Linked DNA regions of Homo sapiens: region 1 is linked to region 2. The links are chromatin loops, found by intact Hi-C in ENCODE. Cell type or tissue: heart left ventricle. All regions are shown on one strand. Links, peaks and the distances in the headings refer to the core of each region. The heading gives the core; the rest is flanking DNA.

Evidence for each region. Peaks named below come from ENCODE experiments on the same cell type or tissue, not always from the same donor. Only the 100,000 strongest peaks of a DNase experiment are listed, where the experiment ranks them.
Region 1: a loop joins it to region 2, with 8 times the contacts of the local background. A loop is called at or near these places in 95 of 110 quality-filtered maps.

Annotation. Positions count from the first base shown.
Region 1 is chr3:187,221,451-187,223,950 of GRCh38, reverse strand. LOC105374260 (a long non-coding RNA gene) reads right to left here and starts at 925. Exons shown (of 3, transcript XR_007096209.1): 1 at 1-925. It also overlaps a transcript of MASP1 not described here. In heart left ventricle, for the core only: no CTCF peak of the experiment used is centred there; no DNase peak of the experiment used is centred there.
Region 2 is chr3:187,673,827-187,684,015 of GRCh38, reverse strand. No RefSeq gene overlaps it. Among named protein-coding and RNA genes, the nearest start is that of SST, 8.5 kb to the right of the region's middle. In heart left ventricle, for the core only: CTCF peaks have their summits at 4,201 (motif pointing right) and 4,930 (motif pointing right); a DNase peak (open chromatin) is centred at 4,225; H3K27me3 peaks cover 746 bases.

The sequences.
Region 1 (2,500 bases), core at 1-2,500, 460 kb after region 2:
GCAAGGTGGCACTGTAGCCTCATTTACAAACGAGAAAACTAAGGATCAGCAGGGTGAGGTGACTCACCCGAGATGCAGCTTGTATGAAGCAGATCTAGGGATATAGTACAGGTTTTCTGACTTTAAGCCCAACACTGTTTTCAGTATCCAGGCTCTTTTTCAAATGAGAAAATAATTGCTCTGTCAGTGCTCAACCCACTTCCACATTGCCCCACAGATTTACCAACTTCATAGACTTCTAGAATGTCAACTCTGAAAGGGGTTTTAGAGAATACCAAGTCCAGCCTCCTCATTTTATGGATAGGAAAACAGAGGCTTAGAAGGGGAGCAGAGAGGAGGGCTGGCTAAAGGCACCATAGCACATAGTGGACTAGGCTGGGCTTTTTATTTATTCGCTGTTCTTGATTGAGCACCTACTATGTGACAGCATTGCTATAGGCACTGTGATATAGCAGTGACCAAGAATGAGATTCTGCTCTCATGGACCCTAGGTTTCAGACTAGTTGAGGGTGGGACAGAATAGAAAACTAAACAAGTAAGCCAGTAACACATCATAGAAACCAGTGCCCCTAGCTCTGCTGCAGGTAATCTGTAGCCCAGCTGCCTTTCACGTCTTCCTCCCCACCACACCACCTTTCTCTGAGAAGAACAATCCAGTCTTTCCTCCACAGAAGAGGATGATGGAGCTGCAAGCTGCACCCCTCCAAACACCCCACAGATAGCTTCTCTGTTCTCACAGTATCTTCTCTCCTCCAGGAGCCATGGTCATCGTCAGCGGCTGGGGGAAGCAGTTCTTGCAAAGGTTCCCAGAGACCCTGATGGAGGTGAAGTTCACTTTATAACCTACAGACAGTGACACCTCAGCTCTGCACTGGGCCTTCCTGCTCCGTATTGTTCCCTTAGGGATTTTGAGGCTTGGGTGGGGGTTGGTGAGTGGGAAACTAGGAGCCCAGACCCACCTCCAAAGTTCAATGGGACTTTGAACCCCAGAAAGCTTGATTTGTTTGTTCTACATGTCATGGACTCTAGCCTCTAAACACGGTTAAGTTTTTCTGGTAGCTTATTAAAGGCTTAGCTTATGAAAATTCTCCCAGAAAACAGCAAGTTTAGACACCCCCATGGTGACAATCCAGCTGTGCACCATGAGAACTGTACACCAAATTGGCCAGAATGAGCCAGGCTCTTGAGAACCACAGTCCTTGCAGTAATGAACTTGGCAGTTACACTTAGAAGTTCATATTCCTATCAGTTCAAGGAAAAAAAAAAAAAACACTTAACTAAAAGTAAGGAGCCATAGTTTCAAGTCTTGGCTCCCACTAACTTGCTGGGTCATCTGAAGCAAGTTATTTTGCCTCTCTAGACCATAAGATACTATTTCCAACTGCAGAGTTATGGGGCAACACGAGCTGCCATCAAAGAGTTGCTTGGCTCTGATATCACCGGGGCCTATGACTGACACAGCTAGTTTCTAAATTCTTCCACATATATTATTTTGACATATTTTAAAATTTGGGATTTGCAACAACCATTCATCCCTTCATTCACTAACTCCCGGGGGTCTATTTGGTGTTTCCTTGGTACCAGACACTGTACTAGCTACTAGCTGTGCTGGGGTAAAAGGATAGATCTGGTCCCTGGCCCCCTTGGGCTCATGGTCAAGTGGAATGGACAGAAAGTAGTTATGGATGTGATAAAGGTGGAGAGAGAGAAATGCAGGATGCTCCAGAACATATGAAAGAGAATCTGATCTTGTCTCAGGGGTTCAGGAGGCATTCCCAAAGGAAGTGATGCTGAAATGATACCTGAACGATGAATCAGGTGCTCAGCAGTTGCTGAGGATCTGTCCTCAGGACCACCCTGCCCTGGCTTCCTCTCCCCTTATCCAGGGAAGGCCATGACCCAAGAGGGATCTGAATGGCCTCTGGTTTCCTCCCAGCAAGGGCAACAGGAGTTGTCCATTTAGAGAATATGGCCCATTCAGTTCTTGATTTGACTGAAAGAGAATCATATGTTTCCTCTTTTTATTCCAGACATCTACTCCAACAGTTACCCCCACACTGGATCAAGGGCAATAATAGTCACAATGCCTTATTTTTATGTATCGATTTTGCTGCATTGCAAAAAATATATATATTTTCTGGGTATCTACTAAGCTCCAAGCAATGTAAGATAGAAATGCATAAAATACAGATCCAGCATCGAGACAGATGCTCATACTGTAGAGAGGGAGGACAACATAACAAAGTGCTTGCTGCAAAGCCAGCAGTGATAACTCCACAGTAGCTAATATTTATACAGTGTGTGTAGTTTACAAAGCACTTGTTCCTGCCTCTCCTCTTTGTACAATGATTAGTATATCAAATACTGCAACCTCCATTTTTCAGATGAGGAAAAAGGGTCTCAGAGTCTGAAAAACAATGAGTAAGCCACATGTTCTAGGTCCTACAGTAGGGGTGAGACAAAAGAAAACCAAACTTCATTTTTGTATACATTGTCCTAT
Region 2 (10,189 bases), core at 3,193-5,692:
TTTCTTGAGGGTAAGGAGCATTTTACACTTATCTTTACAATCATCCTGCTTCGCTGTTTTCTAGTGCATTTATCTCAGAGTCTTGGTGTTCAATATGTTTAAACATTTTTGTTCTATGAATCTCTATTAAACTTCCTCTATGAAGAGTTTTTTTATTCATAATTTTGTATTCTTTTTTTCCTAAAGAGCTCCCTACTCCATACCAAATTGTATAAGTTCCAGGTCTCCAAATATCAGTATCCACTTCTTCCAGGAGGATACGAAGTTGGAAATGCTCCCTAAGGAGCAAGTAGACTTTGATAGAAGGAGATGGGCATGAACGTATTGCATACAGATGGAACAAGACAAGCAGTTTGAGACTAAAATATGTGGAACATTTTAGAAAATGGTGAGCACATATGTTTTCTGAAGGGTGAAGCATCAGTGGGAAATAAAACTGAAGGAGGAGAAGTTGGAACTACATTCTTAAGGGCTTCAAAAACCTGCATAAGGAGTGTGGGTATTTTTTTGGAAACAGTGATTTGTATTTGAAGTTTTGAAGGGAGACAATGATATGATCAGATATGTATCCGGAATTGGACTCAGACCGTACGGTATAGAATAAATTGGAAGAGACGAGGTTAGCAGTTAGTGGCAGCTAATGAGAGCAGAGGGAAGGGATGGACTGATGATGAGAAAGCTAGTTAGGAAGATTTTAAAATAGTTTACAGGAGACCTAATATGGTCCTGAATTAGAGTGGTAGTCCGTTATGATGACAATGGAGAGAGACTAAGAAGAAACACACATCTAAAGAAGAATTTACAAGAAGTGAGTAGTAAGATGTGGCTTCAAAAAGGAAGGACAGACAATGGTAAGAACAGAGGTTAGAGTCAACACGCCTTCAATGTCTCACAAGTATTTTGCATTGGTATTTTCCAGACAATTTTTTAGGGAAGCCATGACAGGAAGGCAAGTTCTTTTTTTTTTTTTTTTTTTTTTTGAGACGGAGTCTCACTCTGTCACCCAGGCTGGAGTGCAGTGGCGCGATCTCTGCTCACTGCAAGCTCCGCCTCCTGGGTTTATGCCATTCTCCTGCTTCAGCCTCCCAAGCAGCTGGGACTACAGGCGCCCACCACCACGCCTGGCTAATTTTTTGTATTTTTAGTAGAGACGGGGTTTCACCGTGTTAGCCAGAATGGTCTCGATCTCCTGACCTCGTGATCCACCTGCCTCGGCCTCCCAAAGTGCCAGGAGACAAGTTATTTTTGATGTTTGTTTTTGTTTTTGTTTCTGGCAGGGTCTTACTCTGTCACCCACGCTGGAGTGCAGTGGTGCAATCATGGGTCACTGCAGCCTCTATCTCCCTGGCTCAAGTGATCCTTCCACCTCAGCCTCCCAAGTAGCTAGGACTTACAGGTGCATGCCAACATGCCCAACTAAATTTTAAAACTTATTTTTTGTGTGTATGGAGACGGAGACTCACTGTGTTTGCCAGGCTGGTCTCAAACTCTTGAGCTCAGATGATCCTCTCACTTTGGCCACACAAAGTGTTGGGATTATAGGCGTGAGTCACAGCTCCTGGTCAGAAGGCACAGTTTTTGTTGTTGAGGAAAGTCTTTTTACAACAAAGCCTTTTGCAAGGAACCAGACTCGCAAACATGCTATTGACAGACAATAAGATAATTGCTGTAATAAGCAAGCAAACAACAACAAACCACAAGGAGCTTGTCTCGTTTCAGAATTATTTAGTTGTGGGAACCTATGTTGTAGGTTCTGGGACGATGGTGTATGTTTTTTGCATCAATCTCCTCTGAAGTTGTAAAAAGTGTGCAGAAAGGTCCAGCCTTTTTTTTTTTTTTTTTTTTTTGAGATGGAGTTTTGCTCTTGTCACCCAGGCTGAAGTGCAGTGGCACGATCTCGGCTCACTGCGAGCTCCACCTCCGGGGTTCAAGCAATTCTCCTGCCTCAGCCTCCTGAGTAGCTCGGATTATAGGCATGGGCCACCACGCCCAGCTAATTTTTTGTATGTTTAGTAGAGATGGGGTTTCGCCATGTGGGGCAGGCTTGTCTTGAGCTCCTGACTTCAGGTGATCCGCCCACCTCGGCCTCCCAAAGTGCTGGGATTACAGGCGTAAGCCACAGCACCTGGCCCGGCCTCTTAAAGAAGAAAATGAGGATTAGGGTCTGAAGGAACAGCTCTAGACAGACATGGAATCTAAGGACTAGAGGAGATTGGGAAGTTTTCTCCTGTGCTCATTGCTCATTGTGGGAATCTTTTCTGACTAGAGTTTATCTTGCCTCTCCCTGGTTCTAAGAACACAGTTTTTCTGCTGAACTAGTTCTCTTGTTAAGAACCCAAGGCTGACATCTGTTTCCCTGTGACTCCTGCTTTCAAATGCGGCTATGCCAATAGTTTATTATTATTATTTTCCTCTAAGGCATGGCATTGGTTCACCAATTTATCAGAAAGTTTTTATGGCAAGGAACTGCAGAGCTGAGGTAAACAGGAGAGAGCAGTGATTTCCCTTAAGCAAGCAAAGCAGTTGGTGATATAAACAGGTCAAAAGCTGAGTTGAGGCAAAATATACCTGAGAAAGGTAGGCTTGATCTTACCTTACCTTTAATGCAGTGGGAAGGGAGAAAAACCCCTGAAACTCTCCATATTTATGTTGTTAGCATTCAGAGAAAGCATCCACCTGCCACATATTTACTGTGCAGCTTTGGGCAAATCATTTCACTCTTCTGGGCTTTTATCTTCACACCTAACCCACCATCCCTACTGACATGCTACACCTGCTTTCCAGCCTTAAAAACTGATGTGCATAACATCTGAGGAAACTTTGGGAGAAAAAATTCCAACGTGTCCACAGTTGGGGTTTAGCTGACCGAAGCATGTCTTCCAGAAGGGAGGGTGGTGAAGTGGGGTCTTGCAATAGGAGCAACATCACAAGAGCAGACTCTAGAGTTTCTTAGTCTAATCTAATATTTAAGAAGAAGGTGTTTGGTAGAATGGGCCCGACTCTATGTAAAAGCTTGGGGTTTGGAAAGGAGCAGTGGTCCCGGGTATGGTGTGGAACAGACTCAAATCCAGCTCTGTCTGATCCCCTTGGAGCTTGGGGAAATGATAGGTGTGGCTATATGTGTTTCCTGTGGCTGCTGTAATAAATTGCCACAAACGAGTAGCTTAAAACAAGGCAAATGTATTCTCTTGCAGTTCTGGGGGACAGAAATCTGAAATCGAGGTGTCAGCAAGGCCACACTCTTTCCAATCTTACCCTATAGGGTAGAATTATTCCTTGTGTCTTCTTGCTCCTGGTGGCTCCAGGCATTCCTTGGCTTGTGGTTGTGTCCCTTCACTCTGTGTCTGACTTCACGTGGCCTTCGTCTCTGTGTCTGTGTCTTCTCTTCTGTCTCTTGTAAGTATCCTTATCTTTGGATTTAGGATCTACCTGGATAATCCAGGATGCTCTTATCTGAAGATCCTCAACTTACTTATATCTGCACAGATCCTTTTGTTTTCTTCCTAAATAAAGTTGCATTCACAGGTTCCTGGAGTTAAAATGTGGACATGTCTTTTGTGGGCCACCATTCAGCCCACTGCTCTTGGTAAACACCACTGTCTTAACAACCAGGGACCTAAGCAGCTCTGCGGTGAGACCCTCTAAAAAGATGGAAGGCAGAGGAGAGAAATAAGAGAAGAGGGGAGTTCCAGCATCCCAGGGCAGCAAGGACTGTTGTCATGTGACTCTTTAGGAATGAGTAGCCATGGAGAGAATGGCAGCCTAGAAGGTCCAAGTGCCAGCCGAGTGCATGCAGGTGGGTCATGGCTCAAGGCAGTGCATTCCAAACTCATGTTGGTGACTCAGGAGTGGATCACACACTTAATGACCAAGTTACAACCTGCATTAAACAGAAAAATAAACAAAATAGAAAATAATTGGAATAGCATAGTTTATTGTAAGAAATAAAGGTAAATATTGTTTTGAGAAATGTATGTGTGGGCATGCATGAGTGCACTGGGTCATGATGTAAAATGTCTTTCCCACATAAGTTCCCATCAAAAAGTTTGAAAGCCACCGGTGTATGAGACTCCACCCTGGCACTTTACAGCAGCATGAAGAGGGCTGTGGATCAGGGAATCGTCCTCAGTTCTGGGCATAACATTGGGATTGACCTGGGACCAAGGGAGCTCTGGCCAGGCACAGAAGCAATATCCTGGACAGCCACAAGAGGGAGCGCTCAACTCATGCAAAACCTCCTTTGGAGCTCTCCCCGCCTCATGGCCAGAAGGTGACCTTGCAAAGAAAGTGAGATATGGGTGAAAAAAAAAAAAGGGATTAGGCCAGTAAACAGTGAGATCAGTTAAAAATGTGACATCGATTGTAAGTACAGGTTTGTGAGGCTGGGAAGCTTTCGGATTACATGCAAAAGGAGGGTTTGTATTAAATCTGCAGTTTTCGAACATTGTTTCCCCTCGAAACCCTTTGTTTCTGTGAGATTTTATGCAGAATCCTAATCAATGAAATAATATCCCTGTGACAGGTGTCCTCCCCATGTTGACAGTCTCCAAGGACTGTGTGCAGAGAACTCTAGACCTAATTAGAGGAGCTATAATGAATACACTGGATTAGAAGGTATCTGTAGTCCCTGTTAGTGCTGATTCTTTGATTTTATGACTCAGAACAAAAATCTATAAAAGCTACCAAATCTTGACTTCTTTTTGAAGCCAAGTCTCTGAATGCCCAGCCCAGACACTGGCACAAAGTGTTTAATAATTGAATGTTTGAAGGAAGAGTTTATTTTGCATGCTTCTCTGCAACTGCAGCACCAATAACATAGTGCATAGTGAGCACCCTTTTTAATAGTGAACACTCTTAGAAAGTTGGTGGAGTAAATAAAAGAATGAATGAAATCCTGCCCTAAAATTTTAGATGGCGCCTTCTATCAGTCAAGCCAGCAGAGGGCAGGAGAACTCAGCTTAACAACAGCATTCTCTCTGGTGGGCGGAAGCATCCCAGAAGCATGCGATAAAGGACAGGTCTGGTTGTTTTGTAAGATTAGGAAATGCACAGCCAGAAGGATAAAGACACAAAGCATGAAGGTCCAACCTGGGGATCTCCAAATCTCTGCACACGAACCCCCAGAGCTTTCTCTGTAGATTAATACCCTTATCAGGGAATGGGATTTGGCTGACTGCCGGATACATAGAGAACAGGACAAGAATTGCCAATCTTGCAAGAGTATTTCAACCACTTGGTCAGAGAGATTCAAGGAACCTCACAGTGTACTTGTGTCAAGGAGAGAAGATAGAATTAAAAATCAGAGGTTCGGCTGGGCGCTGTGGCTCACAGCAATTTGGGAGACCGAGGCGTGTGGATCACAAGGTCAAGAGATTGAGACCATCCTGGTGAATGTGGTGAAATCCCGTCTCTACTAAAAATACAAAAATTAGCTGGGCGTGATGGCGCTCCCCTGTAGTCCCAGCTACTTGGGAGGCTGAGGCAGGAGAATCGCTTGAACCCTGGAGGCAGAGGTTGCAGTGAGCCAAGATTACACCACTGCACTCCAGCCTGGGTGACAGAGCAAGACTCCATCTCAAAAACAAAAACAAAAACAAAACAAAAACAAAAACAAACAAACAAAAAACAGAGGTTCTGACTCTGAAACTAGTTATGTGGCCTCGAGAGGGCCCTTTTCCTTCTCTTGGCTTTGGTTTTTCCATATGTAAACTGAGGGGTGGGACTAGATCATTTTTTAGTTTCTGGTCAGTAGGTGGATCCATTTCTGGCTTCAGTCCTGCCCCTGCCCTCAACTCTAGGGGTAATAACAGGAAAGTCAATGAAGCAGGTGCTTTAACCTCAACAAGGCAAAGCCAACCTCATCGCCCTTGCTGTTCTCAAGAAGGAAAAGGGGAGTAGTGGTTGAGTAAGAAGAGACAAATAGGAGCCAGAAAAAAAAAAAAAAGAAAAATGAGACAGAGGATTGACAGGGACAAGAGGAAAGCAAAAAAAAAGGAAGAAAATAGAGACAAATATAAGAGAAAGATGACAGGGAGAGGGAAGAAGGAACAGAGCTGAGTGAGATAAGAGAGGAATGACAGTGGACAGTGGTTTATGACCTAATAGTTTTCTAGGACGGTAAAAATCCAGTTTCAGACTAGAATTAAGCTTTTAAAAGATACAGATATCTGAGCCCAGCCCAGACCTGTGAATCAGAATCACTTCAGTTGGGATCCAAGCATCTGTGGTTTATAAATGTTTCTCAGGCAATCCTGGGGTGAAGCCAAGGTTAGGAACCACCTGTCTAGAGTAATACTCATAAATTTGAGTGTGAGAAAATTGGAACTGTTGCAGAGATACTTTCATTCCATGGGTGATTTTTGTGTTTATGTGGCTTCTATCATACTTTTTCAAAATAGAGGTTTCTGGATCATCTTAAAAGGAAACTTTGCCATGTATTTTCCACTGTTCCAGGGGAAGGGGCCATTGATTTCTGGCCTCATTTCCCAGACCCTGCACTGACCAAGATAGCACCACCCCTGTTGACTGCCCTGGGAAGGCTCATTGGAAAACCTCAGTTTTAATGCCTGGTTTTAGGAAGGAAAATAGGTCAAGTAAAGTGGGAGATATTCTCTGGGTGGCATAGTGGGGTGGAACACTGTTCGATTTTATTTAATTGGGAAGCCCTGAGCAGAAATCAGAGCAACAAGTGAGAAGCTTCTGGAGAGTCCAAAGGACCCACAAAGAGAAAGGGAAGCTGAGAGAATTAGGAACAAAACTTCCTTACATACCTTACCTTTCCTCTGAGAAAGGAAACGCTGGAGCGAAAATGAGGGCTCAGACATCAGCCCAGCTGCACACTAGCTTTGTAACTTAGGCCTCCATTTCCTTGCTTGATTGGGGTCATTATGTTATTAACACACTTAAGCAGTTGTGAAATAGTACACAGAAGTGAGTTAGCACTGTTGTTCACTTCTATGGCACCAGGAACATGTGCCTATTTCAGTGGTAAATAGATCTTTCCTCCCTTGGCCTTCCAATCAATATGAAAACTCTTACACTTTCAGTGACTATGTTAGCATACTCACATGACAAATTCAGTTAGTTCTTAATATATAGAAACATTTACACTGAGCTTTTATTCTTTCTGAAGCTCAGAGATGACTAAGGGATCAGTAGATATGTGTTCCTGAAAGTATCAGCTACCTAGGGTTGGGGGTTATGGGTGTTTGTGTGTGTCAAGTAATACAGACCTCAGTTAGCTGCCTTTCATTAGGCTTGTCCTACTCACAGAATCCACAGAGACCCACAAATAAAGACAGATAAATTTGTCTTCAACTCAACCATCATTTTTCAACAAATACTCTGTGCTTAACATTTTCATAATCACTGAGGAGGAAGTAAAGATAGCTGAGACAAGGGTTCTTCCCTCAGTGAGCATCGAGACTTTTATTTTTATTTTTTATTTTTTGAGATGGAGTTTTTGCTCTGTTGCCTGGGCTGGAGTGCAGTGGCATGATCTCAACTCACTGCAGCCTCTGGGTTCAAGTGATACTCCTGCCTCAGCCTCCCAAGTAGCTGGGATTATAGGCACCTTCCACCATGCCTTGCTAATTTTTGTGTATTTTAAAAATTTTTAGTAGAGACGAGTTTCACCATGTTGGCCAGGCTAGTCTCGAACTCCTGACCTCAAGTGATCCACCCGCCTCAGCCTCCCAAGAGCCTTGACACTTTTAGATGAGACATACAGAGTCCCAAGGAACAGAAATATGTCAGGGTCTCTACTAGGGGCACAAAAGCCACACTTTTGGACACAGGAGTGGGCCCCGTTGATTCTAAGTGAGAAGCCCTCAGAAACATCTTAGAATAGGCTACATTATCTTATTAGTTAGAGACAGGTTAAAGATATTCCAGGAGAGGAAACGGCATGTGCAAATGGAGGTGGGAGGGTACAGGGAAGAGTGAGTGGTTAGAGGGATTAGGAGGGCTGGCAGACAAGGAACCATGAAGAGGGAGACTCATAGGAAAGTCACAAAGGAAACACAACTGTCAGACTGCTGTGTGCGCATTTGAACACGTTCGCACTGGGGACTCATTTACAGCTTTTGAGCTAGAAAGTGACAGGATAGGAGACTGCTGCAAGAAATGAACCTGAGATGTCACCACCCATCCCTTTCCAAGGAACAGGTAACCTTACAGGTCTCTTGCCCTTTATTACCTAAAGCAATCACTTCAGCCTAGGCTTTGTGGAAGTTGGTGAAAGTCAATTTGGCAGGGAAGTCTGGCTCTTCTACAATCAGCAGTTCCAGGGGCTTGAGCTGGGAATTTTCCAGCTGAATGGAAGCCCTTGGAGGGTTGCAAGTTTTAATTCTTGTGCTCCATGACGGTGGGGTTGCTTAGAAGAAAAGGTCCCTATGTGATTTTCATCCAAGCACCCTTGAAGAATCTATATGCTCATAGCCTCCCGCCATCCCCAACGGCTCATCTCGTGCAATCTGCCCTCTGCTGCATGGTTTCTTGCTCCAAATTGATCTCCTTCTCCCAGCTTACTTAAATCAAACCTTCCACTAGCCAGCTATAAATCTAGAAGACAATTCAACAAATGAATCCATATTAAAATGTTAATAGTTACTAAGTTTTAATGTGTTATATCTCCAAGGTAAGTATATGTAAGGAAGAAGAGACTATTTTCTAATGGAGGGATTTCCCCACCCATCTGCTGCATTTCTGTGAGATCTTCCTAGACCTTTAAATCACACCCTATACATTCCCAGTGAGAAAGGCCTGCATGCTTCTTGGGTCAGAGCCTCAGCAGGGTCTCCAGCTCCCAAAGTGATTGACTGGTTCATTGGAATCACCTTCGGCTTAGGACTGGTTGCCTCCATCTGAGCAGCAATAATAAAACCTGTGACATTTTACGGACTGCTAAGCATTTTCACTTACATTGTCTTACTTGGTTCTCAAATCTTGTTTCAGAAAAACAGAGGAGAATCAGGTCCATTTTAAGCAGATACAAACTGAGTACTTAAGCCCGGGGCCTCAGACTCCCAGTCCATGGCTGTTTTTGCTGTTCCATGTTGTTCTCCCCACTGACATTTTTCCTCACTTTCTTCTGTCTGGAAAATCAATGGTTTTCTATTTGCAAAATGTCCAGGAGAAGTTTTTAGCATAAACCCACTTCCTGACCTCTCTAGAATTTGTCAAACTTGAAGGCATTTGAGAGAGCATCTGGATGACTCTCTAGGCATTGTTGATGGTTCTTCTCATTTCCTTAACTCGATATCCAAATAAACCATCATTGTATCCTGCTTACTATACTTCAAAATGAACTTTAAGTCTAACCAGTCCTCACCTTCTTCATGGCTACCACCTTAGCCCCAAACATCATCTTATGTCACCAGAACTAGGTCTAGAGCACAAGATCCCCAGTAAAAAAACACAAAACACCTCCCTGCTCCCAGCCTTTGGAACTTGGGAATTGAGATGGGCCCTGAGGGTTGGGAGCAAAGGGCTTGTATTGGGAAGTTTCAAAGTCCCTTTATGCAAATCCACACAGTTGGCCATGAGACATTTCAAAGAAAATCTGTGTTCCTTTTGCCCTGGCTCCTCTTCTCTCTTAAACACTTCTTAGACTCTTAGCTTATCTCCTTTCTTGAACTCTTGCCCTCCTACAATTAATTCCCCACTAAGCAGAGGGCTTTTTTTAAAAGAATTTTTTAAAAGAACCAAATCAGGTCAGTTTTCTTGCTCAAAAATGGTTTCCCTGCCACAGCCTTCAAGGCTTCCTGTGATCTGCTCCTGGTCTGCCTTGCTGACCTCATCTCCTAACCCTCTCTACTTTAACCACTCTGTTCAAGTCCTTGCCTTGTTGCTGCTCTTTGCATCTACCAAGCATACTTCTGCCTCAGGTCTTTGCATTGATCGTCCTTCCACCTGAGTTGGAGATATCTTTATTCAGATATTTGCATGGCTAGCTCCCTTGCCTCAGAGAGCTCTGTTCAAAGAGCTCCTCCTCAGAAGTATCTTCCGCCTACCATTATGCTCTATACTTTGCTTTAACCCTAATACATGTTGATTAACATGTTTATTCTTTGTCTTTCTCATGAGGACTCTGTCTATCCAGTTCACTGCTATATCATTGGCATCTGTCTAGCAAATTTTCTCTGGAATTAGCTGTAGAAAGAGGTTGAGTGAATCAATTTTAAGGATG